Regions from separate parts of the Homo sapiens genome. Here region 1 is linked to region 2. Evidence: chromatin loops called from intact Hi-C (ENCODE). Cell type or tissue: psoas muscle. All regions are shown on one strand. Links, peaks and the distances in the headings refer to the core of each region. The heading gives the core; the rest is flanking DNA. Region 1 overlaps RNF152 (ring finger protein 152). Region 2 has its middle 15 kb from the start of LINC01544.

Region 1 (16,405 bases), core at 5,644-13,643, 130 kb before region 2:
TGGTCCAAAGCCCAGCCTTACCTTCTGAAGGCTCGGCATCGGGATACCATGAACCACTGCCATACAATCCCACAACCTGCAGAATAGCCTGGTTTTACCATTAGAGAGTCATTTCTTAATGATATGGTGAAAACAGCATGAATTTTGTTCATTTGGTCGGCTGAGGGCAGTAACCCTTCTGTTTATTATCAGCCCTGTGATCCTAAGTAAATTACTCATCCTTGCTGACCCTCTGTGTTCTGGTTTAAGATGAGACCAGTAATATCTATCTCGAGAGGTCATGGAGATGATGAATCCTGGTAACTTGATGTGTTGGAGCACTTGCAAGGTATCTGGTGCTGTTTTAAGTATTGTATATGTGTTACCTAATTCTCAGAATAGTAGTCTAAGGTGGGAATCCAGAGGCAGGCCCAGAGGAATGAAATGATGTGTCTGAGTCCAGAAGCTGGTAGGTGGACAATTCAGGGTGAATCAATTCCCTTCTGTTTTTTTTTGGGGTGGGGGGAGGTGGGTGGGGGTGGGAGGTGGTTCACTTTCTGTGAGTCCTTTCCTAAACTGGCAGTGCCCTTGTGAAGGTAACATGTACACACCTCCGAGAGGTTGTAGTAGCCAATGGTGTGAATCGAAGCCTAAGGTAAAAGCCTCTATCAGAAAATACAAATGCTTCTAGTGAATTCTAGTAACAGCCTCTCTGGGAAGCAGGTGCAGGGCCTTGGGGTGCCATTATCAGGATGGGGTCGGGGATGTCTGATGGAGGGAATATGGAAAAGACTAAGGTAGCACATTATCTAGACAGCTGGGCTGAACTGATTTGGGGGATGGAATCATGGGTGCAATGTGTGTGATGGGTTAGGAGTCAGGTGGGCATCAGAGGTTGAGAAGGAGTTAGGGGAACAGAGAGAAACAGGGATGCTGTTTCCCCTGAACTGTTTTGCCTGGACTGGAGCTGGAGCCTTATGTGGGTTTCACTTCATTTCTTCCTGGGCCCAAAGAAATGAGGTCCATAAACCATAGTAGGAAAATAGGACCTCGATCCTTTTTCTTTCTTGGTTAACCTTGAAAGAACTCCCTTTCTCCCTGCATCCAAAAAAAGAAGAGGAAGAATGCCCTGGTGGAAAACCTACAGGGGGTAGCTTTCAGAGTTCATGCTTGGCCAAGAGGCAAACAGCATAGCAGGCTTTGGAACCACAGAGTCGGCAGGGGTTTGAAGCCTTCTCTCGAGGGACAGCAAGCTAGTAGGTAAGGTGACAGGCGTGGTCTCCTCTTTCTTCCTGGGGTGGAAAAAAACTGGAGCAGGGGACAGCCCAGAGTAAGAAAATACCACGTGGGAGATGAGGACAGGAAATGCATCAGACATGAAGATTTCCATGCCTGTGTGTGTTTACAGTAATCAATCCCACCCTCAGAGGCTGGGATCAGGAGAGCCTGTTTCTCTTTGGAGTGCGGAGGCCACGTCACAGCTGCAATTGGATTTGACCACCAAAAGCTCCCTGCTGTGCTTTCCACACCCCCATCCCGACACAGCTTCTTTATAATCCTAAAAGCAGGGTATTCGTGATAAATGTGGGTGCAGGAACGTAATATTTCCATGTTTTCAAATTATTTCTTTCCAAGAGAGCGTGAGGTTTGGAATAAATGGAAATACTTTTTTATGGTATAACAAGTTATATGGTGACTTGCCTGTCTTTTCCTTCATGGATAAAAATCAGAGTCAACAAGCCCAACGTAAAAGCCTCTGTCAAGGAATACAAATGCTTCTAGCAAATCCTAGTGACACTGTTTCTTTCATGGTTTCCTGTCCAAAGTACATCTGCTTATAAACTTTCTCATTTTTGTTTACATCATTGTTGTGCCAAGTTCATGGATGCATAAAAGCTGAGGAAGTTGGTGGGTAAGTGGCTTGTCTGAGTTTATGAAGATGATAAGCTTCCGGGTGTGTGCATGTGTGTGCGTGCGTGTGTGTGTGCCCACTCAGTTACATGAGTTTTCCTTTTCATTCATTTACTGGACATTCATTTACTTTGAAGTTCCTTCTAAAACCTGTACTTATTCTAATGATCTGTGGTGTCTTCCTGGCACCCTCCTGGATCAGCTAAGTTCTTGATGCCAAACTTTGCTACATCCTTTATTGAAGGTGTGAGTGTAAAGTAAACCTAAACAAATGGAAATAACACAAAAGTTTGTGTTCCTTTATCAAGTGGGTCTCTGGGTGTTCACCTTTAGTGCCGTCTGTGGTGAGGTGACAGGGCATTCCACATTTAGTTCTTTTCCAGTAACAGAATCTCTTGTCAGGTGCAGGAGACAATACCTCCATGGCCCATGTTTATTTGGAAGTAGGGGTTGTTTTTATGTATCCTAAAAGATGAATCTTGGAGACCAGTTTTCTTTGAACACTTGAGTTGCTTGGAAGTATGATTGGAAGAAGACCCCTGACAGCTTTTGACCCCACCTAGTGATTTTGTGGAGTTAGCAGTTGAAATTTGAGGATAGACATTCCCTATTTCTTTGGATTTTACTAATTAGGGTTTTGTGGTCAGTGAAATGATTAAGACTGGGCTTTCCTTTAGCTCATCCTACTTAGAGAGACATGGTGAACTTAGGAAATTTTATATAACAATCGAGATTACCTCTGAGATGTTAGAATATTCTCAGAATCTCTTCTGATAACCTCAAATGCTTATAAAAACCTGTGTTCTTACAAATGGTGAATGCTTTTTAGTTACTCTCATCATGAAACTGGGAACCCTAAGAACCTCAAGTATAGGCAATTTATTGTCCATCTGATTTTAAGTCATCTATGAAGATGTGTGGATGCTGCTGGTCTTTTTGCACTGTTGCCTTTGTAATGCCTGCTCCTGACTTGACTACATGCTTCCCTGCTCTGTCTTTCTGCCACATAACTACAAGGCACACTACTGATTTATGCTTTTCATTCATTTCCTGGACATTCATTTACTTTGAAGTTCCTTCTAAAACCTGTACTTATTTTTTTTTATTTTTATTTTTTGAGACGGAGTCTTGCTTTTGTTGCCCAGGCAGGAGTGCAATGGGTGATCTTGGCTCACTGCAACCTCTGCTTCCCGGGTTCATGAGATTCTCCTGCCTCAGACTCCTGAGTAGCTGGGATTACAGGTGCCTGCCATGACGCCCGGCTAATTTTTGTAGTTTTAGTAGAGACGGGATTTTACCACGTTGGCCAGGCTGGTCTCAAACTCTTGGGTAATCCACCCGCCTTGGCCTCTCAAAGTGCTGGGATTACAGGCACGAGCCACTGCACCCGACCTAAAACCTGTACTTATTCTAATGACCTTGGTGGCTTCCCAGTGCCCTGCAGGATCAGCTGGGGGTGGCTGGGCTGGGTTTACCTCTGTCCTGTGGTCTCTGAACTGATACTGAGCAGTGTAGCTGCTCTTGAGACTTGGAATAAGCTAGGAGGAAAAGAGAAATATTGGGACATATTTTTAACATGCTTTTAAACATCCCTGAAACATAACACAGATATATGCTGTAAGTCTACAGCAACACCCGAAGGCCAACCTCTACAGTGGGTAACTTGTTCTGAATGCCTGTGCTGGCTACGAGGAAAATGACTGGAGAGAGGAGCCAGGAAAAGCCCAGCTGCACACATTACCATGAATCTCCTCAGACAGCTTTCTAAGTGAGGAGCTGGGGTATCTGAATTGCCCCTAGGAGGCTCGTTAAGTTCTAAGAAGGTGAGCAAAATTGATTTAATATATTGTTTGTGTTAGCTAGCATATTTGTTTAAGGTTAAATTTACATAATAGTAAAGTTGTATTTTTATGTGCGTTTTGTGTATTTTTATAGTACAGTGGGGGTTCCTTATAGAATTAGTGTGCACTGGACATTCGTGGCCATTTTATAGGATTTAAGAGCAGTATTTTACATTTTAAATGATTACTGTGAATTCAGTTGTTATTTTTATTTTTCCTGCTGCATTGCTGGTAATATCTAGGTTTATCTGATGCTGAGTTTATAGTCAGAATTGTATCCCAGGATGGTGAGGCCGGCGATGTGGAGAGTTCAGCCTGGTTTACATACGGTTCACCCTGGGTTGGGGGTTGCCATAACAGTTTCATCAATAGTGGGTGCTCTCCCTCCTTAAAATGAAAAAAATAAAAAACAAAACAACCAAACTCCTTTCAAATATCTCTTTGCCCCTGCTCCCCCTCCTCCCAGGAAACAACTATAAAAACCAGACTGAGCTGAAGATTCAGTTTGTCATCTCTTTTTTTTTTTTGAGATGGTGTCTCACTCTGTCGCCCAGGCTGGAGTGCAATGGCGCAGTCTCCTCTCACTGCAACCTCTGCCTCCCAGGTTCAAGTGATTCTCCTGCCTCAGCCTCCCGAGTAGCTGAGACTACAGGAGCATGCCACCATACCCAACTAATTTTCTGTATTTTTAGTAGAGATGGGGCCTCGCCATGTTGGCCAGGCTGGTCTTGAACTCCTGACCTCAATTGATCCACCTGCCTCCCGAAGTGTTGGGATTACAGGTGTGAGCCACCGCACCCGGTCCCCAATCTCTTTGTATTTGCCATGCATGGGTAACTCTTGAGTTCCCACCTCTTGCTGATTTAAAATCTGCCACAGGCTTTCTTCCTACTTCAGCTGGCGAGCATCTAGGTGTTCTCCTCTCACTTGATTGCAATGTTTGATGTTTGGTGAGAAAAAAAAATTCCTGATGTGCAGTGTTTAATAAGCCCACATAAGGCCCTTCCCATCCCTCCACCCCAGCTTATAAGGGATCTAACAGTCATTTTGGGACAAGCCCCTAAGTCTGTTTTTTTTGTGTTGTTTTGCTTTTTAAAGTTTCACTGATGATTTGCCTTAATGCATTCCTTGGTGCCAAAGCTATGGGCTGTCTTGTCATGTGCTGCTCAGCGGTGGGGACAGCGGGCAAGTAGGGGAAAGCCAGAGCTGCTGCTTTGAGGTCACACCCCCGGTGTCACCACCAATGTTGGGAGGAAGTAGTGAATGGTTGATGAAGGGATGAACATGTCACTGTAGGAGCACACAGCAGGGAGAGGAGACATGGAGGAGAAGCACAGGGAATACCATGTGCAAGTAACTGATGGAGATAGAGGGCAGATGGAGGGCATAGGTTGGATGAGGCTGGAAATGTAGCCAAGTCACCAAAGGATGCGTAGGCCCTGCTGGGGTGTGTGGCCTCACTCTTGGTACTAAGGAGCCATGGGATGGCATGATCAGGTGGCTCAAAGCACAGAAACGCGGGCGAGAGTGTGGATGTGAATCTTGTCCTCGCAGATTCTCACTCTGTAGCTTGGGGTAGTGTTTGAACATCTTTGCTGCCAGCTCCTGGTGTGTAATAAGAAGACAATGAGGGTGACTTCCTCAAGTTGTCCTGAGGATAAACGAGTCCCCGTGTATAAGGCATCTGGTGGGGAGTAGCCATCCGTGGGGCTACCTGGGCCCGACTCGCTGTCTAGAAGCAGTAGGTTGGATGGTTGGTATTGGGGAGAGATGAGAGGCAGGGAGAACCTAGTTTGCTGGGCTTTGTGATGATTTGGGCAGGGGTTACCACAGGGGGTGGGGCCCTGTGCCACTCAGCCCTCCAAATTCCCTTGGAGGTGGGAGTATATGGCCAGGAATATTCCTGCCTGTTCCTCCACGCAGACATAAGAATGAACCCAGGCAGTGGGAGGAATAGACCTGAGAGAAATTTTAGGAGGCAGAATAACCAGGGCTTGGTGAAATTTAAGAAGCCTTATATCATCTGTTGGACAACATGATGACTCTAGTGCCTGATTGTTCTAACAGGGAGATATGTAATTGACACTCAGCTGACTAGCCTTCCTTGCAAACTAAAAGAAAATAGGCATTTAAAAAAATGTTTTTGAGCAGATTTTTTGTAGGTTTCTTTGGGGATTGGGACAGCTGTCATGGGAATATTTGCCTTCAACTTAAAGTGAGTTTCCTTGGAAGTCCATTGGGCTCTATGTCTAAACTCTAATGTTCAGAAAATTCTTTTCTGAGGTACAAAGTATTAGTCCATTGTGAAACTCTCTGTGGCAACAGAGACTCTAAACTAAATTCCACAACGGGATGGAAGCTGCTAGCAGGGGATTATCTAGTACTTGGATTTAGGAAGTTTGCAAAAACAATTCAACAAAGTCTATAAAGGCAATGGGGGACAAATAGTATTGCGTTTTTTGTGCTGCCAACCAGGTTTGTCACATGGATTAGTAATTTAGATAGGAACAGCCATGAATCACTGCTTAGAGTTTTATATTTAATTTTATCCTGGAAGCAATCTCCTTTCAAATTCTCAAGCTGTAGTTATTAATGAATTAAACATTATGAAACCCAGAGAACTACTAATTCATTTTGAAATAAGTAGACATTTAAATCTGAAGAAGAAACCTTACATTTTTTCAGTAGGGTTTAATATTTTCAAGCTGACAAAATGTGGCATGGCATTTTGTAGATATGGTTTCCCCAGAATGATTATTGGTAGGTATCCAAGTATATGTGCCGGACAATTTGGCTGCAGGTTCTAGGGGTATGATATTGTGATATAATAAGAAATATATATATTTGGTTTTCATCCTCCATTTCCTGGTACTGAGCTCCTAAAACCCTTGTAATTTCCTGGGTGATAGAGGTTAGAGGAATATCTTTTGTTTTTCATCATAAACTCCTTTTTTTTTTGAGATGGAGTTTCCCTCTTGTTGCCCAAGCTGGAGTGCAATGGCACGAGCTCAGCTCACTGCAACCTCCGCCTCCTGGGTTCAAGCGATTCTCCTGCCTCAGCCTCCTGAGTAGCTGGGATTACAGGCACGCGCCACCACGCCTGGCTAATTTTTTGTATTTTTAGTAGAAACGGGGTTTCACCATGTTAGCCAGGCTGGTCTCAGACCTCAGGTGATCCACCTGCCTCGGCAGGCGTGAGCACTGTGCCCGACCATAAACTCCTTTCAACCATACCTTGGCTTATGCTAATGAGATGACTCTTGGTGGGCTCTTAGCTGGCCTCAGAGTGCCAGCTGGTCGCCAGAGGAACCAACTCTGTGATTAGAGGGTTGTGACTTTCAGCCTCATCCCAGACCTCCTGGTAGGGAAGAAGGGCGAAAGAGGGAGTTAGTCCCCAGTGGGCAATGATTTAATCGACCATGTCTACACAGCGAAGCCTCCATCAAACCCCTAAGTGACAGGGTTCTGGTCGGTGAACACTTTGAGGAGCTGGGGGAGGGTGACGCCTCCCAAGAGGTCATGGAAGCTCTGTGCACCCAATCTTGCCCTGTGTATTTCTTCCATTTGGCTGATCTGAGTTGTATCTGTTATCATAAACCAGTAATAGCCATAAACTGTTCCTGAGTTCTGCCAGCCATTCTCACAGAGTTCTGCTAGCCGTTCTCACAAGTTACTAAACCGGAGAGGGGGTTGTGAGAAACCCCACTGATAGCCAGTCAGTCAGAAGCACAGGAGGCCTGGGACTTATGCTTGGTGTCTGAAATGGGGGCAGACTTGTGGGGCTGAGCCCCTGACCTGTGGGGTCTGTGACTCCGGGTAGTTAGGGTCAAAATGGAATTGAATTCTGGGACACCCGATTGTTGTTGGAGAGTTGGAGACTTGGTTGTTGAGGTGGAAGACACCCATGTGTTTGATGTCAGAAATGTTCTATGGGTAGAAACAGATTGTGGCTGTAAGGGGCAGGAAAGATGAAGTCAGGTTCTCCTGATGTCCAATGACTGGGTGTTTTTCAGAAAGAGAAAGATTAAAATACATGGAAAAGGCAGCCGATTAGAGCGGGAGCTCACCACCCAAGTTCCTTATCATCAGTGCTGTTCAGCTTAACCCTTTCAGTCCTGTCCTTACCTTGGACACCTGCCACTCCGCCCTGGCTCTGACTTCCTTACTCTTGTCAGGTGTTGCTTTGGGGAAGAGATTTGTCCAGTCATCAGATGTCCTCGGACATTAGTGTGTAATGCCCCCACCTCTCAAGCACTCTTCGAAGCCCAGAATCAGGAAAACGCACTTTGTACAGCATGCTAGTTGAGGACAGGCCATACGGTTACACAGGATTGCTTGAAGATTGAGAAGCACAAAAGGAGACAGAATGCAAAAGCTGAAGCCTTGGCTTTTCCAGCCTGGAAAATGTGCTTAGTTTTTTCCCCAAAGATATTAACTATTTCCATGTAAAAAGTCAGTAGAAGAATCTACAGATTGTGTCTACAGTGATGTTACCTGAACAACTGAAAAAAGTCAAGGGGCTACTTTTTTTTTTTTTTTTTTTTTGAGACGGAGTCTCACTCTGTTGCCAGGCTGGAGTGCGGTGGCACGATCGCCGCTCACTGCAACCTCCACTTCCCAGGTTCAAGTGATTCTCCTGCGTCAGCCTCCCGAGTAGCTGGGACTACAGGCGTGTGTCACCACGCCTGGCTAATTTTTTTGTATTTTTAGTAGAGATGGGATTTCACTGTGTTAGCCAGGATGGTCTTGATCTCCTGACCTGCTGATCCACCTGCCTCGGCCTTCCAAATGCTGGGATTGCAGGTGTGAGCCACCGCGCCTGGCTAAGGGACTACTTTTCAAGAGCAAATGTTTTACGGGCAACACATTTGGTTTGTTTTGGACATGGATGGCTGCCAGAACCTTTGGTTAACCTGTCTTCAAAATTTTTTTAAGATAGTATTTTGGGCTGTGTGTAGGGAAAACTCTCTGTTTTTTCTTTGTTCTCACACCACAACAATCATCAGCACACAAGTAGAGACACCAGCTGAGTATCCTCTAATTCAGTTCCAACAGTGTCTACCCAGAGATAATGTCAGAGCCCACTGATTGAGGGCTCAGTCCCCAAGACTGCCCCTACCCACACACCAATGATAAGTCTGGGCCTCCTCGGAACTTCTGACCCACCAGCTTCAAGTTGGGGTCCCCAGAACCCCCGCTTTGGCTTTGATGAATTTGCTGGAGCGGCTCACAGAACTTGGTGAAACCCCTACTTATGTTTACTGGTTTATTGTAAAAGATATTGCAAAGGATACCGATGAAGAGACACGTGGGGTGAGGGGTGGGGGACAGGGTGTGGAGCTTCTATGCCCTCCGTGGGTGCCACCCTCCAGGAACCTCAGCATGTTCAGCTGTCTGGAAGCTCCTTGAACCCTGTCCGCTTGGGTTTTTTTACCGAAGCTTCATGACACTAGCATTCCTGTCCCCAGGGCACAGGGTGGGATCCCCTCATGGAGGGTCTTAAGCCCCTCAGTCAGAAATCTTCCCTCCCACCTTTTTGAAAGCCTCTTGCTCTTCACCTCTTGCTCTTGCTTTGTCAGCTGAAGTTCTTTTCAGGATGGTCATCTCCTCTCTGGGCAGTCCCTGATCCAACTGAGCCTTAGTTTCCTCGTGTGTGAAATGGGAATGAGAATTTTTGCCGCCTCCTCTGCCACACACATTGTCATGAAGATTAAATGAGGTGGTAGACATGAAAGTACTGCATCTAGTGCCTTTCTGTAAGCATAGGAGGCAGAGAGGAGATAGGGGGGTCAGGATGGAGGAGGCAGGGCTTTGTATTAACATGTAAAAAGGGAGAAAAAAGCCTCAATTCCTACCTTTTCCCACTCATGGTCCTTCCCCAGCTTAGGACCTGAATTAGAATGTCCAGCTTCTTCTGGGAAGGAAGGTTCTTCTGAGGGCCTCAGGGAGTTGTATTCATTTTTCCAATTTAACCAAGCCACTGTGTTCCTTAGTGGTATAGTTTGGGTGTCTGAGCCCTCCAAATCTCATGTTGAAATTTAATGCCCAATGTTGGAGGTCGGGGCCTAATAGGAGATGTTTAGGTCACAGGAGCAGATCCCACTTGAGTAGATGAATGTTCTGTGGGTTGGTGAGTGAGTTCTCACTCTATTAGTTTCCATGAGGGCTGGTTGTTACAAAGAGCCTGCCTCCTCACCCTTGCTTCCTCTCTCACCATGTGATCTCTGCACATGCCAGCTTCCCTTCACCTGCTGCCATAAGTGGAAGCAGCTTGAGGCCCTCGCCAAATGCCGAGTCTTGAACCTTCTGGCCAGTGGAACTGTGAGCTACATAAACCTGTTTTCTTTATAAATTACCCAACCTCATGTATTCCTATCTAGCAACACTAAATGGACTAAGACACTAAGCGTAACATGTACAGTCATGCCTCACTTGATGACAGGGATATATTTTTAGGAATGCATCTTTGGGTGATTTTGTTATGTGAACATTATGGAGTGAGTACACTTACACAAGCCTAGGTGGTGTAGCCCAGTACACATATAGGCTATACAGTACAGCCATTGCTCCAAGGCTGCAAACCTGTACAGCATATTATTATACTGAATACTGCAAGCAATTGTAACACACACAATAAGTATTTGTTTATGCAAACATGGAAGAGATACAATAAAAATATTGTATAAAAGATAAAAAAGGTACACCTGTATAGGACACTTAGCATGAATGGAGCTTGCAGGACTGGAAGTTGCTCTGAGTGATTCAGGATGTGAGTGGTGAGTGGATGTGATGGCCTAGGACATTTCTGTACACTACTGTAGACTTTACAAACACAGTACACTTAGACTACACTCAATTTATAACAAATAGTTTTCTTCAATAATAATCTTAGCTTACTGTAACTTTTTAACTTTATAAATGTCTAAATTTTGTTTAACTTTTTGACTCTTTTTTAATAACACTTAGATTAAATCACAAATATTATACAACTGTACCAAAATATTTTTCTTTATATCCTTCTTCTGTAAGCTTTTTTTATTTGTAAAATTAATTTTTTTCTTTTACCTTTTAAACATTTTTTGTTAAAAACTAAAACACAAATACACACATTAGCCTAGGGTTACACAGGGTCAGGATTGTCAATATTACTGCCTTCCACCTCCACATCTTGTCCCATTGGAAGGTCTTCAGGGTAATACACGCATGGAGCTGTTATTTCCTGTGACAGCAGTGCCTTCTTCTGGATACCTCCTGAACCACTTGCCTGGGGCATTTTACAGTTAACTTAAAAGAAATAAGTAGGAGTACACTCTAAAATACTGATAAAAATATAGTACAGTAAATGCAGAAACCAGTAACATAGTTGTTAATTATCATTATCAAGTATTGTGTACTGTACATGATTGTGTGTGCTAGACTCTTATGCAACCGGCAGCATGGTAGGTTTCTTTACACCAGCCTCACTATCAACATGTGAGTAATGCGTTGCAGTGCAACAATGCTCTGATGGCTGTATCACCAGGCAATAGGAATTTTCCAGCTCCATTATAATCTTATGGGACCAGCATCTTCTATGTGATCTGTTATTGACCGAAACGTTATGTGGTGCGTGACTGCATTTTCTCTTTGCTATTTGGTGCTGCTTCTGAATCGGGAGGGTTTTATGATTCCTCAGTTGCTTGCTTCCCCCTTAGATGAGTTTTCTAGGGCTGCCTTAACCAAGTAGGTGGCTTCAAACAACAGAAACTCTGTCACATTTTTGGAGGCTGGAAGTCCACAGGCATGGTGTCGGCAGGCCCATGCACTTCTGAGACCCATGGGGAGAACCCTTCCTCCCTTCCCCAGCTTCTCGTGCTGTCGGCAGTCCTTGGCATTCCTGGCTTTTGGCTCCTGTCATCACATGGCTGTCTCTCCTTGTGAGTCTTTTCTGAGTCTTTTCTGTATTAAAGGACACTAGTCATGTTGGATTAAGGGCCCACCCTGCTCCAATATAACCTCATCTTAACTAATGACATCTGCAGTGACCCGTTTTCCAAATAAGGCTACATTCTGAGATACTAGGGGTCAGGATTTCTTTTCTTTTCTTTTCTTTTCTTTTTTCTTTGAGGTGGAGTCTCTGTTGTCCAGGCTGGAGTGCAATAGTGTAATCTCGGCTCACTGCAACCTCCACCTCCTGGATTCAAGCCATTCTTCTGCCTCAGCCTCCTAAGTAGCTGGGATTACAGGCGCCTGCCACCACGCCTGGCTAATTTTTGTACTTTTAGTAGAGATGGGATTTCGCCATGTTGGCCAGTCTGGTCTTGAACTCCTGACTTCAAGTGATCTGCCCGCCTCGGCCTCCCAAACTGCTAGGATTGCAGGCATGAGCCACCGTGCCCGGCCTAGGTGTCAGGATTTCAAACTATCTTTTTGGGAGACACAACTCAACCCATTCCCCTGCCCCACACAGGTGGGTGATGCTCCTTTTCTCTGCAGCTTCCAGGCCCTTCTTCAAGGGCAGCATCTCCTGCTCTGCATGGGAATGCAGCTCCCTGACTCTCCGGAACCCTTAGCCTTGCAATTATGTCTCTGACGCATGTGTTGGGAGCCCTGGGAACAGTGTGTGAAACTGATGCGACGTTTCTGAAGCACGTCAAGTTTGAATTTGCGCCACAACAGCCCTCTCACGCTCTGTTGCCTGTTTCACTTCAGTCAACTAAGCCTGAAACTGAGGGGCTTTGATGGTACCCGTGGGAAGGACAAAAGTCCTTCCAGTTTTATTTGAAACAATTGGTTTGGTCAGAAGTACTGAGGTGGGAATTTGAGCAAGTACATACTTGTCCCAGTCTGCGAGGTGGAACAAGTGCATAGTGGCATCTGAATGGTGGTGATGACTTGTAGGAGCCACCAGCCCTCGTCTATAATACAGGGTCGTGGCTGAGGGACATCAGATGGGCCCATGTGGGTTAGAAAGGGCCTCCTTCACCCTCCTGTAATTGGATATTGACATCACCCGGCGCGTAAGAAACATGGAGTTTCCCCAAATATGATTTATACAGTAAGAACAAAGCCAGGGGACCCCAAATTTAGTTTTTGTTTTGTCTCAGGCTTGCTGACCAAACTTAAGCACATCTCCTATTAAAACGGGATCTCTGTTTTTGTGAAAATAGTGAAATTTGCTGCATCATGATGTCTGCAAGGCAATTAATAGGTTGCTGAATGCAAACTGCTGGCAGACCTCAAGTAAATAGCCAGGGGTGATGATGGGGATGGCCACTCTCCAGCTTCTTCTCCATGGAATATAGAAGTTTTAGGCTAGGATGCAGGATTTCAGTAAGAACAAGGCCAGACCTAGGAATGAGTACTGCGGACTGGCTTGGTGGGAACCCTGAGTGGAAGTCGACCACTGGGGGAAGTGGAGGGGCTGCAGTAGAGTTGGGGCCCAGGGCATCCTTCAGGGTGATAGGTTGGAATGTGAAGTCTAGGGAGAAGGTATCGGGGGAAATATTTCTAGAGGTGGCTGGATCTTAGGGGCAGATTCCTCATCCTAGGGTATACGGTTGCAGGGGAGATAGGTCCAGAGAGCTTGGGGGAGGGAAGGGCTGGCAGGAATCTAACAAGTGGCTGGATCTCAGGGACAGATTCCTCATCCTAGGGTATATGGTTCCAGGGGAGATAGTTCCAGAGGGCTTGGGGGAGGGAGGGGCTGGCAGGAATCTAACAAGTGTCAGATTCAAAGAGCTAAGGAATCAAGAAAGCACTCAATGTCACAGAGCTCTGGGCAGGAGGTCACAGCCGAGCCCACAGTCAGTGGGACCTGGGTGGAGTCCCAGAGAGTTATACCAAACTACCTAAATGTCTCTACTAAGTTTAGGGCTGGTCCTGGAAATTGGGGTAGAGGGTTTGCATGTGGCTGCAGAGGGAGATTTCAGAAGGACAGACAATTGTCTTTTTCAGCCCCTGCTGGGGTGGCTCTGCTTCATTTATTTTAATAGATTATAGCAGAGGAGACCCAAACGTAAAGCTAAACCCATCCCCACTACCTCAGATTGACTAGAGTTGTTTTTTGCTCCTGTTGTTATTGTTTTAGTTGTCTGATTATTTATATAATCACAAGGCAAATGTGTTATTTTGGAAAATGCTCTTGAATGTAGATGTTTATACACGCCAATGACAAATTTACTTTAAATGACTATTGATTAACAGGACTGAGGCTGAAAGATGTTTTGTGATAGGCTATTATCCAAAACTAGAATGACCAAAAGCCCACAGTTTTTGTTTGTTTGTTTGTTTGTTTGTTTGTTTAATGACTGGTGAGTCCCTGGAGGATATGGAACTTGTGTTATCTGCTACTTTTGTGTCCCTGTATCGTCAGAACATGGCGATGAGATGGAAGATGTGGTCATTTAAAGGAAGTAACAGTAGGTTTGAAGAAAAATTATAGCAATAACAACAGATTGTGGGGAACATTCTCTTGCCTGTTGCTGTTTGAAGAGAAAAAGCCATTTTTATGGCTTTTGAAAATTTGCTTCATTCTGCCAGGATTCAAACTAGACTATTCTGAGGCCCTAAAGGTTCTAAAGCAGTTCCAAGGCAAAATATTTGATAGCTTTTAGTATAAAAATTGTTTCAGTTTCACCATGAAAATAAAATCATGTGGACATAGTGTGTGGTTTCCAGAGCAGGCGTTGAAGATCTGGGCTTTTGACATGAATTGACTTTGGACAAATCATTTAATTTCCTTAAGTCTCAGTTTTCTCATCTGCAAAATAGAAAAGTGTCTGCACTTTCTCCCTGTTACAGTGTTGGGGATAATGGAGACAGAGCTTGAACCCTGACGTATAATGCAAGTCAGGGTAGGAATTATCAGCACAAAGTAAAAAGTGAGATTCTGTGTCTTTTATGCCTGTTCCCCTGCCTGTATTTTAATTATATTCACTCTAGAGTTTTGACTGAATAATGCTGGTTTCTCCTTGTTTTACTACTTAATTAATTTAAAATGTTGCCCTGGGTAATAGCTCTGTATCTAAATGAGGGCTATTAGAAGAGGAGGGATTGTGTGTACAGATGCTTGTAAATAACGCTTAGGTGACACTATTGTGATAATTATGGCTTTTTGAAGATGAGCTTTATAGCTAGTCCTCAATTTTCCTGTCGCTTTTTTCCTGGGCTCTCCCACTTCAGTGAGCACATTTGTTACATGGAGCTAGCTGTTCGGGGAACTGAATCCCCAGAGATGTCAGCAGCTCTGTGAATCCACTTTTCATTTTCTGTGCCTAAGTTTGCAGACCCTCAAAAGTACAAAAGATTGCTCGACCACCCCTCCCCCAACCCCTCACCTCTAGTAAGGATGTGGAATGAGTAAGGACAGCAGAAAGAAGGGGTATCAAATCTAAACACTCCAGTTATCAACTCCCAGGAATAGCCATCCTTGGATCTGAGTGACCTGGAAGGTGATGCTGGGTCCTTGGTGGCTAGAAGGGTCCTAGCTATGACCCTTTATATGGGATTTGCATCTCAAGACTGTCTTCCCATCCCCTCCCTTCCTTTCTGTGCCTGTACTCAGGGCTAGTGCTGAGTGCTAGAGCTGCCATGAAAGAAGTAGGCGCTGTGGCAGATGAGTTCCCAACAGGCATCTTTAAAATTAACTCTTGGGACCCCCAGCCTTGTAGTGTTCCCAGGACAGGAACCCATCGTGTATTTCCCCGTGTCATTTTCCAGCTTATGTTTGTTCTCCAGCATTTAGTTTTCAAGAGTCTTTGACATTGGCTTCATTGTCATCGCTTTACTCACCAACTCAATTAGAATCTCATTTCAGATAGAAATCAGCCAGTGAATTTTGTTAATGGAGCTTTTAGAAGCTTTTAGAGTCAGAATTGGAAAAGAACTTGGAAGGTCATCTCATCCAGCCCTCTCCCCTTGCAGATGAGAACCCTGACACCCAGAGAACTCATGTGACTAGGATAGTGAGTTAGTGTCAGAGTCAGGACTAGAACACAGAGTTCTTTAAGTACCTGGTTGTAGGGAAACATGGCGTGGTCAGATTAAAGTATGTGGAGTAGTGAATACTTAGCAGGTGTACTCTCTTTCAGTTTACTCAGTTTATTTTTGAGGCTTTTGTCACGGGATCCTCTGGGAGTCACCAGCCGGAAACCTCTGTGGCCAATGGCACCTTCTGCCTGGGTATTGCTCGTACCTGCTGGGCTCATTCTGTCCACTTGGCCTGGCTAGCTGCGCTCAGTTCATGCTACCAGCCCAGATTCCACACCTGCCAAGGGCGAGCCAGACGTGGAGTGATGAGATTGTGTGGTGAGCGAGTGTGGGGTCCAGCCACTGTGCACAGCCAGGCACACCAGGGGCTGCAGCGGGGCAGGCAGCTCCAGGCGCTGGCACAGGTGCTGGCTCCATGCGAAGCTGCAGCTGCACCAGATGCACTGCACGTGGCTTCTACTGCGGGCATCCACATCTGGATGAGAACACGGTGGCACCCAGAAAGTTGGAGATGCGAGGAATTGCAGAGCCCCAAAGGGGGTGTCACAGCCCTGGCTCGAGGAGCCCCTAGGTAAGGGCTATGGAACGCACAGTCCTGGCTGCGCCTCCCCCACTACAGCTGGCGTCCCTGCAGTGGCTGCTCCAAACAGGCCGCTTCTGCCATCACTATGATATCATCAAAATAATGAATTACATGAACCAGA
Region 2 (16,405 bases), core at 4,786-12,785:
GGCACCAGGTATGAATGAGAAAGTGGGCCCTCACCAGACAATTAATCTGCTGGTGCCTTGATCTCAGACTTCTCAGCTTATGGAACTATGAGAAATAAAGCTGTGTCATTTATAAGCTACCCAGCTTGTGGTATTTTATTATAGTAGCCCCAATGGACTAAGACAATATTGTTATATTATCTATAATTTACTTTAAAGCAGCTCTGTTTAAAACATATGTTGATGATGTGTATTTCAGTTTGCTTAATGCTCTAAGCACAGTTATTTAGTATTTGAAGTTTCCTAATATTTCAGAAGTATTAGGGGTAGTTCTGTTATGTTCCAGACTGTGATACTAGCACTTCAGTTATATTTATTTCCAATGGACACCAGAACTTTTGTTTATTAGCATACTGGGTGTTAGATTTTATTTTTTATTGGTGAAACGAGTGGTGTTTGTTGGATCGGTTAGGAAGGCTGCACAGGGGTCCTTGCCTTTGTGTGATTAGGGCATGAGCAGCTCACACCCTCTGGAGTGTCCCCCAAGTCTTAGAATTCTGCTAGATTCTGTGTTCATTTGCTTAAGGAGAATCGTGTCATTTGACCAATTAACTGAACCCTGCTGCTAGCTCCTTGTCACATCTGCTTGGAATGAAAGGACAGAGAGCTAGGATAAACCAGGTGGTCCTATGTTTGCTGAGCTTGCAAACCAGGTGGTCTGATGTTTTCGTTGCTGCTGGCTGATAGGTCTCTCTATGTGTCAGAGTTTGGTCTGAGTCTTGATCTCATTACAGCAGACCACCTGGCTGAGAGGTGGTGGGGAGGAGACTGTGGCCTTCACCCCTCTAACCACTGATGGCTGCCAGAAGGCTAAGAACCTAATACTGTAATCTTGAATGACCTACAGTGAAGGTCAACTTGAAGGAATATATTTGGAGGGCAGTGATAGCAATGAATATGGAAAAGCAAGAATGTATGCGAGGGATACAAACAAGACCACAATCAGCAGGATTTGGGGGCTGATTCAATATGGCAGCAACCAAGACGGTATGTCAAAAACAAGACATACGTGTGTATGTGTGAAGAGATAAATAAGCATACAAAGTATTTCACATAGTTTATTTGATTCTCACAACAGTGCAGAGGTGTGGATCGGGCAGTTATTAGAAACAGAGGTGTGGCCAGGCGCGGTGGCTCATGCCTGTAATCCCAGGACTTTGGGAGGCTGAGGCGGGCGGATCACAAGGTCAGGAGATCAAGACCATCCTGGCTAACACGGTGAAACCCCGTCTCTACTAAAAATACACAAAAAATTAGCCGGGCGTGGTGGCAGGCGCCTGTGGTCCCAGCTACACGGGAGGCTGAGGCAGGAGAATGGCGTGAACCCGGGAGGTGGAGCTTGCAGTGAGCCAAGGTCGCACTACTGCACTCCAGCCTGGGGGACAGTGCAAGACTCCGTCTCGAACAAACAAACAAAACAAACAAACAAACAAAAAACAGAGGTGCAGTGCTATATAAACATGTCAGGGATGTGCTCAAAGTCACACGGCCGAGAACTGGAGAACTGGCAGTGTTGGGATCCAGACTCAGATTTTCAGACCCCAAGTCGGTTTCTCTTTCCATTATGTCTCATAGAGAAAAAGATTATTTTTGTTTGTTTGTTTGTTTGTTTTCATTATTGCTAGTATTATTTTTAGAGACAAGCCTGGCTCTGTCACCCAGGCTGGTGTGAAGTGGCATGATCATAGCCCACTGCACCATCGATCTCCTGGGCTCCAGCAATCTTCCCATCTCGGCCTCTCAAAGTGTTGGGATTACAGACATGAGCCACTGTGCCTGGCCACAAAGATTCTAAGGCTGGGTGACTGGGAGAAATAGAGAGGCTGAGAAGGAAGCAAAGAGGGCTGAGGCCAAGGTACTGAGGAGCAGTGGATGGAGGCAGATAGTGAAAGACTGGTGGGAGCGCCCTCAGATGGAGGAGGAATGAGCCCCTGAAGGAGTCCTTTCCCCCACGTGTGTGGATGACATCCACTCTTCACATGAGAGAGGCACAGCCTCTCTGTTCAGCAAGAGTCAGGCTCGCCAGGCTGTTGCCTAAATCTAAGGACAATTCTGCATAGGAATCCAAGGTGCCCCTACAGCTCACTCTCCAGATGGCAGATTTCCTTGGGCCCTTCCTTCTGTTTGGGGCATCCTGTTTCACCCTCAGACTGCCTCCATTCACAAACAAAAAGAGCCTCTTGCCCTAAACTTAGCTTGGGGAAAAGGATTTTTTCATGCATCAAGGGAAAAGAGGAAACCAAAGCCATAGAACATATTTCCGTTGGCTGTGTCCCTGCTGACATGTGGTGATTCATCAGAGTGTGACACAACAGACCCTTTATGGTGATTAGCACTGGCTTGTTGAGCAAAGTCTCCTATCTCAGTATCCTTTTGCTGTTTCGAAAAACAAGTAAATAAATAGGATAAATAGCACATTCTCTATGGATGTCCACAACACCATAGAATGAGAGCGAACACAAAACACCCTATGTTGGCTTTTTTATTTGTCATCACTTTTTAATTTAGACCAGTGGTTTCCATTGCTCCTGGGGAGCCTTTTAAAAATACAGATTCCTAGGTCTGGCCTCTGCTGGTTCTGATTTTGTAAATATAAAAAAGAGCCTGTTTTCCTCCAGAGAGTCGGCAATGTTTATGCTGAAAGAACCTTTGCTCCTTTGTTCTAGGACAGGCTACAGGCTTGAGTGAAGAGAGAACTTTCCTTATGCTCTTTGCCAATGTCCATGTGGTCTCATTTGATTGGAGCCACTCATCAGATTAGTGATCTTGTGCCTCCAGGCCTGGGCTAGCTCTGTTCTCCATGGGTGCTTTCCCAACTTTTCCATCTGGCCTCAACCTTCTGTTCCTAAATTGGCCTTGACAGATTTAGAAGGTGCCTTGGAGACATATCTGTGCCCAATGAACAACTTAACTTGGCATGGGTCTCTGGGCATGAGGGCTGATGGGCCAGAGGATAGTCTGGGTTTCTGAAAGTAGTGCATGACAGAGAAACTGACCAGGGAAAGAGATTTTTGGGAAACACATTTCTGAGGTTGTCTGGGAGGTGCAGACAAAATCTGGTAAGTTTTGAGGCGTAAAAAGCAGCCTGGAACAAAGGGTTGGAGAGGTTGCAAACTTTATTCCCATTTCTGTATTTTAATTCTTCTTGCTTAGCTTCCAGGTGAACTGGATATATCCCTGGGCAGGCAGTGTACATCTTCTTAGAGCCTTACACCTCAGTGTGAATGAGTATATTAGATTCTCTCCTGAAATTGGGAAAGAAAGAGAGAATGATGTTTCAGAAAGAAAATCAGAAGAGCAGGTGGTTGGTGACCAGAAGGCCGCTCTGGGTCTTCAGCAGCTTTGCCTGGATATGGGGAGGGCACGGGGCACAGGGCACCGAGGCAAACGAAACAGGGACCTGGGCTGCCATGTTCTCTGGGAAATGTTTCATGTGAGTGCTCTGGGTAGAATGGATACAGGTGCATCTCCCATCCCTTAAAGTCTTTTTCTTTTTGGCATCCCTCGGTAATGTAATTTTGGAAACATGGAGAAGTTTCTATGTTTCAAAAGTAGTAGGCTGTAGGTTTATATGGATTATACAGGAAATAACATTGTCTTCGCTGACTCTAGAATTTTTTTTGTTATGGTAAAATGCATATAACATAAAATTTACTATTTTAATCATTTTAGGTGCATACTCCAGTAGCATTAAGTACATTCACATAGTCATGCAACCATCACCACCACCCATTGCCAGAGCTTTGTTACCATCCCCAGCTGAAACTCTGAACCCACTAAACACTAACTCTCTATTCCCCACTCCCCCAGCCCCTAATAAGCACTGTTTTACTTTCATCTCCATGAATGACTCTAGAATTTTATAACTTGGATCCTTTAAGATACAAATCCTCCAAGATACCCAGAAGTAATCCTTGGTAAATTCAGGTAGATTCTTGGATAAAATCAATTGCCTCCTCTGGTGTGTTTTAGCTATTTGTGTCTCCAAGCACCCTTCACTGTAGGGTTATCTTCTCCCTCAGTCCTCCCATCAAGAAAGCTTATAATGCATGGGTTTACAAGCAGGAAGTGGAGAAAACTGGTGCCTCACAGGTGAGCCCAGGAATCGAGGAAATCCTGAATGAACCCCTGAAAGGTGGCCTTTAGTCACTGGGCCAATTGTGAGCTGTTACCCCTAGATTTTCCTTCTATTTCATCTCCTCCCTAGAGAATCCTAAGACCAACCAACAACAGCAATATCATCAACAGCCCTGGCGAGTTCTCTGCCCGTAACCCTCCCTTCATAATGGGTCTTTTCCCCTTCATGGGCTTTGAAGAAAAGCCTGTTCTGCTCCTGCCTTTGTCTTTGGTCTCATTATTTCCCTTCTTCATCAGGTGGGTGCTGAAGAGAAGAGCCCAGGGCCCGTATTTGCAGCAAAGTTAGATCACGTTCATCCAACTGGGAGTTGAGTGTCTTGGCTGCTGGCTGGTGGGCCTACTGATCTGATTAGCCATGAGACATCTCTGGGCAGTTTCAGTTGTTTATGCATACACAGATGCTCATGACCTATCTGATTTGAAAACCACAACAACTAAGCAAGGCAGATCACTTTAGCTTTGCTGTGAATTGGCTCTCTCACCAACCCTCTAGCTCTCAGGGAGGCAGGTTCAAGGTAGCTAATAAGTAACTGATTGTAATTTTTATTTAGCTACGTGAATTTAACGGGCAGCTTAATTGCAGTTGTAGAAGTGAACCACGTAATCACAAATTGGGCCCTTTACATCTGTCACTCGCCACCAAGAGAAATGCTCTGAGTGGAGATCCTTATTTTTGTTTGGGCTAATACTGAATCAAAGAGGTTTTTAAAGTTAGAGAGGTGAAAAGAACGAGGTGCTTTTTTTGGTTGTTGTTCATTTTTTACATGCAGAAACCTTAAGATCCAATCTTGCCTGAGCCAACCAGCAATTCTTCTGTTCCCTTCTGGGTTCCTCTGTTAGCTTTTCAATGGGTATTTAAATCCCAGCTACTGAGTATTGATCGACCTCCTTGTTTAATTACCCAGCAGAGTGCATTCTCAACCAATCCATTTTGCTCCTGAAATGCCAGCGTGCAGCTTGGGAGGGAGGAGGGGATCAATTAATCCTTGTTTGCTTTTTAATTCCTGTTCCGAACATAGTACATTCACACGCAGGTTAATTTTTAAATCCTCTCCTCTTACTTCACTGCTTTAATTCACCCTGGAAACCTCAGTGACCCTAAAGCTCTATCAAGTTCTCCTTATTGCTTATGCAGCCTCATTAAATAGTTTAGCAAATACCTGACTTGGTCATTTCCCAGGCTTCTGCTGGGAACAATCGTCCAAAGTCCCTTAATTTTTTTGTTCCTGTCTGAAGTCCCTTAGGGCAGAGGTGTTCAGGAACTGCTGACACCTCTCCATCTTAACCTCGAGTAGAAGGGAAAAGGAGGGCTTCTTTGTGCCATTGGAGGGCTTGTTCCCGGGTCCTCTTTCTCATCAGAGCTAGCAAATTTTGAGTCCAGATTCCATTCTATTTGAAGGGCTTTGTGAAGGAAGAATATGTGTTAGATATTGGGAGCCCGTAGACACATAAAGAGCTAAAGGATCAGGGCATTGCATTTTTCTGTGATAGTTTAAATGTTGATAATGACCTTTCTAGGCATATGAACAAGATCACATCCTTTTGGTTTTTGTCTTTTTAGAGACAGGGTCTTGCTCTGTCACCCAGGCTGGAGTACAGCCGCGCAGTCATGGCTCACTGCAGCCTTAACCACCTGGGCTCAAGTGATCCCCTTGCCTCAGCCTCCCGAGTAGCTGGGACTACAGGCGTGCACCACCATGCCTGGCTGATTTTTATACTTTTTGTAGAGACAGGGTTTCATCATGTTGCCCAGGCTCGTCATGAAGTTCCGAACTCCAGGGATCCTCCCTCCCTGACCTCCCAGAATGCTGGTATTAGAGCATTTTGAGCCACCATGCCCAGTCTATGCTTTTTTGCTCCATGCTGATTTTTAAACTTAAATTTAAGCTCAAAATATTTAGATAATATCAAGAATGGCAGTCAGCAGAGGGAGTGAGTCTCTTCTATTCTTGATAGGCCATCACTGATCCTCCTACCTAGCTGGGAGTATAAGGAGCCCATGGTGGGGGAGGTTTGGACATTTTGAGCCCAAGCACATGTCTCAGCCTGTAGAAGAGATATGCTGAAGGCATAGATTGGCTTGATTCTGGTGAGCTGTTAGCCACATTTGAACACATCAGCTCCAATGCAGTTTGCTTAGGCACAACCTTGAAGTCGAAGATCAGTCAGAGGAGCTTTAAGGAGCTCTACTGGGAATCTTTTATTGCATCTGTGAAGTCTGCCTGTATTTGGCTAATGTGTGTTTCCTTTCACCTGATAGAGTGCAAAATGCCTTTGAACCCGGGAAAGGATCCCTGAGGGATGAGAGTGCTCCATTCTTTCCCAGGATATTAATGTCGTGGGACTTGGCTGCTTTCAGCTTCTAAACAGTGTGACTCCAGCTAAGAAGCAGGCATTTGACCTTTGGGGGCTTTGATCTTGTATTTTTCTGCTGGTGCATTTAATATGATACCTAAAAATAAACAGACTAATGGGGACTTTTTAAAATAAGGCCACTCATAAATATCACAAAACGCTTAGGAACAAACAACTTCCAGTCCTTCTACTATCTGAGGGAGAGAGAGGCTAAATGGTGATTGCAAATGAGGTTTCCCTGTTATGATTCCTGATCAGGGACAGCTGCCCCCAGGTCCCATAAGCTATGCCTAATGCAAATATGACCCTTTTCAAATTGTTCTGGAAGGTGCTGATAGCATGTAAGAGATGTGGAAAGGTTGCATTATGTATGAAAACACATATTAAGCTGCAGTATAGACTCCATGAATTCCAAGAGGCCAGGCTTTTCACTTTCAGTTTTACGGGGCTCCGGTGGAGTTTCTTACTGCACCAACTCATCCTATTTCCAGGGTGTTTATGTCTTTACTCTCATAGCCTTCCAATCTTGTCCAAAAGCCACCAGGATAAAACAACAGTGGAGGCGCATTTGTAAACTGAAGGCAATTGATTTAGAGTAAAAAAATAAAATGCCAAGCCCCTGGGGACCAACATGTGAAAATATTTTGGTGGCTTCAACAGTGAAAACAAGTTTCAGTGATATTATACACATAAATATTTGTGTAGCAGGTTCTGCACCTTTAATATCCAGGGCAATAACCCAGATTTTGACTTACGCAAAATCTGAGTTGTGCAAAACTGCGTGGAAGGGAACGATTGCATAAGCAGGGATGTAACTGTTCCATTACGTGGTGGGAACTGAGATTGAATGAATCAGTGTATTAGTGACTAAACCCAAAATTGGAAAGGCAGGAGAAAAATCCTACACACACACACACACACACACACACACACACACACACACACACACTTGTTTGTTAATATCCTCTGCCTCAACTTCAATTCTGCTGAAAAAGGGCTTAAGAAAGGCTTACCTACCAGTAATTTACTTGGAGGCATACATGATCTTTAGGAGCAGGGGTGAGGGACGGGGAGGGAAAGCCAAAACAAGAATGCATTATCTAGTAGTATCTAGTATCTAGTATCATTGACACAAGCATCTCGTTCTCAGTCCTGCTGGAACCTTCTGAGAAGCTTCATAAAATGCCCTTAAGAACTGGCCATTAAAGGGGCCGGGGGGAAGCATTTATCCATGAACCCTGCTGTCACTAAACCCCAGTCTGGGTGGCTCTTTTGAGCAGCTCCTTGTTAGAGATGCTCCAGGGCTGGAGGCAGGAGCCAAGGAGAGAAGACCTGGCATGAGGCACCCTCTGTGGCCATATCTGTGGGAAGCTGGCAAAGCCCCAGTGGACCTGGTCACCATGGCCATGGCCAGAGCAGGGGTGAGGCCAAGAGGAACCGGAAGTGATACTGCATGTGACGTGCCTGAAACACACAGGGAGTGGGGGCAGGGAGGTCAAGAGTGACCTAGGCTTCAGAGTGGAGCAGAGTGGGGTTATGAGGAGCAGGAGGCCATATCTAAACGCCAAACGCAGCACATGATGTGACAAGCATACATACTGTTAGAGAGACAGAAGATTTATGTGAAGATGGGCATCTGAGTGCTAGGAAAAATATATTAAAGATGGGGATTCTCCTGGAAATTTGAGGAGATATGTCCTCAGAACAAACAAAAAAATGGTACTCCATCTGCTGTTAATTAATTCAGTAGGACCTGGGGCTGAGTAAGGAAGCAGATCCTCTGTAACTGTCAGAAACAACTGGGGCATCAGCATATCCCAGTCAAGCCCGAACTGTGGCCTGAGCTTCCTGTCACCAGAGTTACCTGATCTGGAAAAATTTGTCTGGTACACTGAAGATGAAATGGTGCCTCCGAACTGTGGATGCTTCCCGCTGGAATGGCTGTGAGGCACTTTCTGTTTTTTCCACCCTTCCTTATAAATGAAGACAACCGGGAATCTGAGAGGGGTAGTTCCCATTGCTGCTCAGTAAAGAGGCAGAAACTAGAACCCAAGTTGTTAGTCAGGGATTGTGTACAGCCATAAAAAAAGACAACTGAAAAGCAACATCTTGAACAACTTGGGGGTTGGTTTTTCTCTCATGACGAGAGGTCCAGAGGTAGATAGTTGCTGGCATTGGTTCGGTGGTGAAGGTGCCAGGCCACATTCTCTGTGACTCTGTGGCCTTTCCCTCAGGATCAGTCAGAAGATGGCTGTTGCAGGAAAGCAGACTTGCCGTGAGAAAGGCGAGGGCTCAAAAGCCCAGCCTGACTTCTGCTTAAATTATATTCCTTGGAACTGTATCACATGGCCACCCTTATCTTGGAGAGTGGCCGAGAAACATAATTTCTTCAGCTGGGTGCTTTGCATTACATCAGGTCTCTCTACTAAGGAAGAACTATAGAATGGGTACTAGGTAGGCATTTAGTGTTCTCATCTGCAGAGGAACCCCAGAAAACCATCCATGTTTTTTTCCCCTCTGGATATTTGAGAAGAGACAGATGTGATGAAAAGCTGTAACGTATGTGCCAAATCATGCCGTCTGTGGTACTTGGCTCGAGTACCACTGGCCCAATCCTACTAACCACAGGACCTCGACTGTATTTCCAGAAGAAATTATTTTCTAAGGCAGATTAGTGCTTTAACAAAACAATGAACATCACAGGCAACCTTCACATGGGAACTTTCTCCTTTTTACTCCCCAAAGACCCAAGAAGTCTGGGAAGATGGTCCTCAGAAGAAGTCAGAGGTGATGGTATGACATTCAGAGGTTAAATTGGAAATAATTGGAAACAATTTTCATGTGAGCTGCATTGTTGCTACTGAGACTATATTAGGGGCTCACTATGAAATGCAGAAGCTAGGGTGTTCATTTGCATCAGGAGAGAAACAAACAGACGTTCCATATACATTTTTCTGCCTAAAACGGGAACAGTTACATGAAGCAAGTAACGCAGGAGAAAAAATAACTGGAGTAAATAAAATGCTAGAAAATCAGGAGATGATGATGAAAGCCAGCAGCAGTTTTTCTCAGGCCAAATTTTGGAACTTTACGTTGTTTATTTCCCTCCACCAGAGTCTGGCTGCTGCTCGGCAGATGTCATTACACAGTATACTGGTTTGCATTTCCAGGCAGTCTGAATTAGCAAATTATTTGTCAAAATAATAAGAATGCCTTTCTCTTGCCACAGACTGGGTGAAAATATTTGCAAAACACATATCTCATAAAGTATTTAGAGTGTATAAAGCACTCTTACAACTCAATAATAAGATAAACAATTTGATTAAAAATGGGCAGATCTAAATGGAAATTTTACCCTAGACAAATGATGACAAATAAGTAAAAAGATGACAAGTGAAAAGATGCTGAATATTATTCATCATTAAGGAAATGCAAATTAAAACTACAATGAGTTATTAGTGTACTTTCACTGGAAAAGCCAAAATTAAAGTGATTGACAATACCAGGTGCTAGTGAGGACGTGGAGCTATGTGCTTGTGTACTGCTGCTGGGAACATAAAATAGTATAGCTACTCTGGAAAAGTGTTGGAGTTTCTTACAAAGTTAAACATATACTTTGTATATGACCCAGTAATCTCACGTATTATTACTGATAATAACCCCAAACTGAAAACAATCCAAATGACCATCAATAGATGAATGGATAAATGTATGCGGTAAATCCATACAGTGAAATATTACTCAGCAATAAAAAGTAATGAACTATTGACACATACAAGAACATGAATGAATCTCAAAAGCACTATGCTAAGTGAAATAAGCCAGCCACAAAAGACTAAATGCTGCATAGTCCTATTTATATTGTAGAGGAAGAAGAATAATTTTTTCTTCAACCCTCATAGGATCTTAGCTGAAATAGAACCCTGTAACTAAAGACAGATTAACAAGAGAAACACAAGCAAGTTTATTCACAGGCATATTTCATATATACATGAGAGACACCCAGGGAATGAGTGTTTCCCAAGGATTTTAAAGAAGTGATAAGACAGAAGAAAGGACTTTGAGTATTTAGGGGTGGCAACTTGTGGGAAGGGAAATAAATGGCAGATAAAAGCCAGTTGTTAATGCATGTTAATTTAGATTCCTCTGATAACCAACTCTAGGATCATAAGGGTCTAAAGTTATCTTCAGTGATTAACCTTTGTTCTGCCTGGTATAAGGGAAGGCAGGTAAGATACTTTTTTGTCTTCCTAAGTTTATGTCCTGCTTTTAGGCAAATAGAGGAAGGAGAGAGAACTTTCCCGTATCTGCTTCTTCTTAACTGCAATTCAGCAATCCTTCATATTTTGAGGGTGGTATATTCTGGTCTCCCACAATATGAAGTTCTAGACTCAATGATTACCAGATGCTGTGAGTAGGGAGCAGGGATGGACTGCAAAGGAGCATGAGGGAACATTTTAGGGTGATAGAAATGTCTATGTCTTGGTTGTGGTGATGGTAGGTAACTATGCATTTGTTGAAGCTCATCACACAACATGCTTAACATCGATGAATTTTAATGTATATAAGTAATACTTCAATAAAGCTGATTAAAAATGCCATGCCTTTTTGAGCAATTGTTTGAAACCTCAGCTTATGGGTAGAACATCAAAGGGAGCCATTTGTCAACTTGTGGGTTGTAGAAACCCCCAAGCTTGCCAAAGATGAGCATTAACTTCTCCCAACACAAAAGCCATGATCTGAAGCTCAACACTTGGGCACGTCCACACTTTGCAGCTCAGTTCATAGCTGGGTCAAGGAGGAAGAGGCATTGCTGGGAATAAAGTGTTGAAAGATAATTTTCAAAAAAAAAAGATAAATTCTTGACTCTCATAAGGATATAAAAATGAACTCATGTTAAAGTGTTTACTTTACTCATAATGAGAGAACCCAGCAGATGTTATGCTCAGTATGGAATAAGATAATGAATAAAATGTAAAAGAGTAAAGGCATTTTGAAATGAATGTGCAAATGGAGGCAAAATTGGTTTTTCCATGGTGGGGAGGGTATTCCCTGCCCCAGTCAGAATTCATTTGTGTGTCTACAGAAAAGATGATCCTGTGTTCTTGTCAGTCACTTATGCTTTACACAGTTATAGAATAGATCCCATAGAGTCAGAATCAGATTATGGGGAAAGATATGTTATAGACAGTGTCTATTTTTCCATTGAAACACAAATTTTGACTGGGTGCAGTGGCTCATGCATATAATTCCAGCACTTTGGGAGGCCGAGGCCAGCAGATCACCTGAGGTCAGGAGTCTGAGACCAGCCTGGCCAACATGGTGAAAGCATGTCTCTACTAAAAATACAAAAAATTAGCTGGGCATGGTGACAGGTGCCTGTAATCCCAGCTATTCCAGAGGCTGAGGCAGGAGAATTGCTTGAACACACGCGAGGCAGAGGTTTCAGTGAGCTAAGGTCATGCCACTGCACTCCAGCCTGGGCAACAGAGTGAGACTCCATCTCAAAAAAAAAAAAAAAAAAAAAAAATATATATATATATATATATCTCCCTACCTAAGGACTCCAGAAAGTCTTCCTGGAACCACAGAGAAAAAGGCAGCTGCCTTTTTTGTTGTAGACTTTGCCATTGCCTTTTATGGCACTCTCGGGCTCTAGCTCCACTCTCCCAGTGAATACTGCAGCAAAATTCCCTTTCCCCCTGCAGAATTCGTTTGTTAAAGAACATTTCAATGGGATACAAATTTATTTTTCTGAACACTTTGGATAATCTTGTTGCTCCTGTAGAAAGTGGCCTTTTGTATAGCAATCATATTCATGTAGCTTCAGAATATCCTCACTTTTGTGAGAATGAATAGACAAAGCTATCCTGAGGCATGGCACTTGCTGAAGGTAAAGTTCTTGCCTCTCAAACCCCTTCCATCCCTCCATTCTCCATGTTCCAAACATCAGAAGTGGGTGATAAATCACATTAAAATCCGTATTTTCACAGCTTTGGAACATAAATGCTCACTTGCAAAACTTCCATAGTTTCTTGGATCAATTTTTATTATAAATCTTCTTTCCCATACTAAAACTAACAGGATAGTTAAAATATACAGGATATATAAAATATATATAAATATACAGGATATATAAAATATATATAAATATATATAAATATACAGGATATAAAAAATATATATAAATACACAGGATATATAAAATATATATAATATACAGGATTTATAAAATATACAGGATAGTTACAATATAACAGGATAGTTAACTATAACAGGATAGTTGAAATAAACTTCCTACATAACTTTTAGACTTGTATGGAGGCCCCAGGGCGGGAGGAGGGAGGAGGGATAGCATTAGGAGATATACCTAATGTAAATAACGAGTTAACGGGTGTAGCACACCAACATGGCACATGTACACATATGTAACAAACCTGCACATTGTGCACATGTACCCTAGAACTTAAAGTATAATATATATAAATAAATAAATAAATAAATAAATAAATAAATAAATAAAAAGAATTGTATGGAGGCCCCAACAACCCAATATCTAAATAGAATACAAGTGATCTTCAAGTTAAATTTGTTTTGTTGTTGAGTGTGATGATTAAGTGCAGAAAGAGTAATCAGACAGGCTTTGGATTAAATCATTGTTCTCCCACATACTGTATGATGTTCAACAAATTACCTAATCTCTATGAGTCTTCTTTTCCTCTGTACACTGGGGTCATTATGAAGATTAAATGGACATGCATATAAAGCACTTAGGATACTGCCTGGCATATATAGAAGAGGTGTTGAAATAATCAGCTATAAATTACATGAACAGGGTAGTGGCAGGGAGGGCAGAATTATCTATTTTATTCCCTGTGCTACCATAGTGCTGCCTGATTTTTGTATTAAGGTTTAAATATGTATAGAATGAATGCTCAATGAATGTTGATATTATTGCAGTCTTACACATTGTCTATTTATGTAATGAACTGCATCACCATGACTAATAGCTTGAATATTAAACTCCTCTCTAAATCAACCTTCTGTAGAATCTGTTATTTATTTTTCTTGTAGTCTCCAGGACTATAGTCATTATATTCTTAGCTAGTGACACTTCTCCTTCTTTTCGTTGTTATTTTGCTTATGTATTCAATAAAGCCTGTGCCAAGCATGGAGCTAAGCTCTGCAGACAGATAGATGAATGGAGTATGATTCCAAGTTGCTCATAGTCTAGTGGGAGAGGAAGATCAAGACAAATAATGATTACAATGTCAGGCAAATGTTTCATAATATGGGTGAGGACATGATGGTTGGTAGCTCATAAAAACGGCTGCCACCTTATCCTGAGAATGGGTCAGAGGAAAGGCTTCCTGGAGGAGGTGATGTTTGAGCTGAGTCTTGAAAGATGGTAGCTACTGGCCAGAAGACATTGGCCAAAAACATTGCAGATAGAGGGCAAGTTGAAAGACACAAACATATGAACAGCATATCTGAGTAGAATGCAGGTACATTTGGAGATGTTAAAATTTGAGATCAGAGAAATAGTAAGGGTCAAAACCTGAAAGTCTTGACAGTCATGCTAAGAGCTTTGAGCTGTATATTGACAATATAGGTAAGCCCCTGAGTGATTTAAAGTCAGCAGTGACATAAACCAATGTGCATTTTTAGAAATAAAAATTCTATTGGCAATATAGACTAGAAGAGGCAGCATTGCATCTAGAGAGAACCATTAGGCGGTGATTGCTGTCATTAGTAAGAAATTGTGAAGGCCAGAGTTGAAGCAATTAAAGAGAGATAAGTTCATTGCTTCATGAAGTAGAATTCAGTAAACAATTTGGGATAGGCAAGAGGTAGATAAAGTTGGGGGAAAAGTACAAAAGATTGTGGCTTCACTAGAACAGTTGACACTTGAACAACATGGATATGAACTGTGGGTCCACTTATATGCAGATTTTCTTCTGCCTCTGCCACCTCTGAGACAGCAAGAGAAACCCCCCTCTTCCTCCTCCTCCTCTTTGGCCTCCTCAACATGAAGATGATGAGGATGAAAACCTTTATGATGATTCATTTCCACGTAAAAAATATGATATGGTTTGGCTGTGTGCCCACCCAAATCTCATCCTGAATTCCCACATGTTGTGGGAGGGGCCTGGAGGGAGATAATTGAATCATGGGGGCAGGGCTTTCCCATGCTCTTCTCATGATAGTGAATAAGTCTCATGAGATCTGTTGGTCTTGTAAGGTGGAGTTTCCCTGCACAAGCTCTTTTGCCTGCTGCCATCCATGTAAGAGGTGACTTGCTCCTCCTTGCCTTCTACTGTGATTATGAGCCTTCCCCAGTCACATGGAACTGTAAGTCCATTAAACCTCTTTCTTTTGTAAATTACCCAGCCTCGGGTATGTCTTTATCAGCAGTGTGAAAATGGACTAATGCAGGATAGTAGTTTCTCTTCCTTATTGTTTTCTTAATAACATTTTATTTTCTCTAGTTTGCTTTATTGTAAAAATATAGTATCTTATACATATCCAAAATATATATAACACATACAAAATATGTGTTAGTCAACTATTTCTGTTATTAGTAATGCTTCTGGTCAACAGTAGACTATTAGTAGATAAGTATTGGAGGAGTCAAAAGTTATATGTGGAGTTTTGACTGCATGGGAAGATGGCGGTTGGCACTCCTAACTCCTATTGTTGTTCCAAGCTCAACTCTATTACTATAAACAAGGAAAGGGAATATTAGAAAATAAGTAGATACTGGAGAAAAGGAAATATTCAGCCTTAAATAGATTTTGTTGGGTAGGTGCAATATTTAAATGGAAATCTAGATTTGTCTGTCATCAGCAAAGCTGTCTTACGGTAGAGAAAACTTTGAGTATAGATGATAGCACCCACTTGTATATGGAGGACATGAACAAGAAGACCAAGGATGGAACTTAAGAGAACCCTAAAATTCAGGAGGCAAATGGGAAGGTCAAGAATCAGCAAAGGAAACAGAATGAGTGGCCGGAGGTAGGAGAAACTGCAGTGAAATGTAAAAGGAAAGAGATTTTCGCAGCAAGATGTCATTAATAATCTAAATTGTTACATAAAGGTTAAAAAAAAAAAAGGCCCAGGAAGAATCCATTGTACTCCTTGGTGACTATTAATTTGTGGTCAAGTTAATGCAGGTAATTTAACTGCAGCACTGGGGAATGATGAATCCCATGGTTTAGAGAGAGAACTGGAGGTGAGGAAGTCAATAGAACTTGATTGTGAAGACAGGAAGAAGAGAAGTGAGAACTTGCTAAAGACATGGGGTCAAAGGTGGGCTGTTGTTCAGGTTGGTGCAAAAGATCTGAGGATAGATATCAGTAGAGGGAAAAGAGCCGTGTAAGAGCCCTTCTAGAAAGGTAGCTGGAGGAAAGGCAATGAATGCTGTGACCAAGGACAGTGTTTCAGGCCTGGACTTGGTTTTAGTGTCTGACCCAGAAGGATACATAATTCTCCTTATTGTAGCAATCAAGGAAGACGGTGAACTCTGGAAGCAAAACTGATGTATCTGGAGGAAAGGAAAAGTCTTGAGGGTGTGTTCTCCTTCCTTCCTTCAGGCTAGTGTTTAGTGATGGAGCACAGGGTTGGGTGTTGGAGGACTCTTGCTGTGAAAGGCACAGAAGTTCTTGCTTTTCATTCGTGTCGTTTAAGGACCTGCTCTTATACAATGCTAGGTTTTTCTAGGAGTGTAACACTCCTGGCTCTGTACACATGACGTAATCCTCACTTTCTGTTCCTAAGCATAATCCGCAGCACAATGAGTTCATTTTCTTCTGTGGGGTGGGAGTTCTGGGCACAAGCTGCCGAAGCATTGGCAGGCAGGTAGCGAGAGGATTAT

What was found. Hi-C counts contacts between places; a loop is a spot of excess contacts. Peaks named below come from ENCODE experiments on the same cell type or tissue, not always from the same donor. Only the 100,000 strongest peaks of a DNase experiment are listed, where the experiment ranks them.
Region 1: it touches region 2 in a loop (2.7-fold over the local background); 5 of 110 quality-filtered maps call a loop at or near these places.

The regions. Positions count from the first base shown.
Region 1 is chr18:61,855,305-61,871,709 of GRCh38, reverse strand. All of the region lies in intron 1 of RNF152 (ring finger protein 152), which reads left to right. Among named protein-coding and RNA genes, the nearest start is that of RNF152, 30 kb to the left of the region's middle. In psoas muscle, for the core only: no CTCF peak of the experiment used is centred there; no DNase peak of the experiment used is centred there.
Region 2 is chr18:61,724,618-61,741,022 of GRCh38, reverse strand. No RefSeq gene overlaps it. Among named protein-coding and RNA genes, the nearest start is that of LINC01544, 15 kb to the left of the region's middle. In psoas muscle, for the core only: no CTCF peak of the experiment used is centred there; a DNase peak (open chromatin) is centred at 7,932; H3K27ac peaks cover 2,700 bases.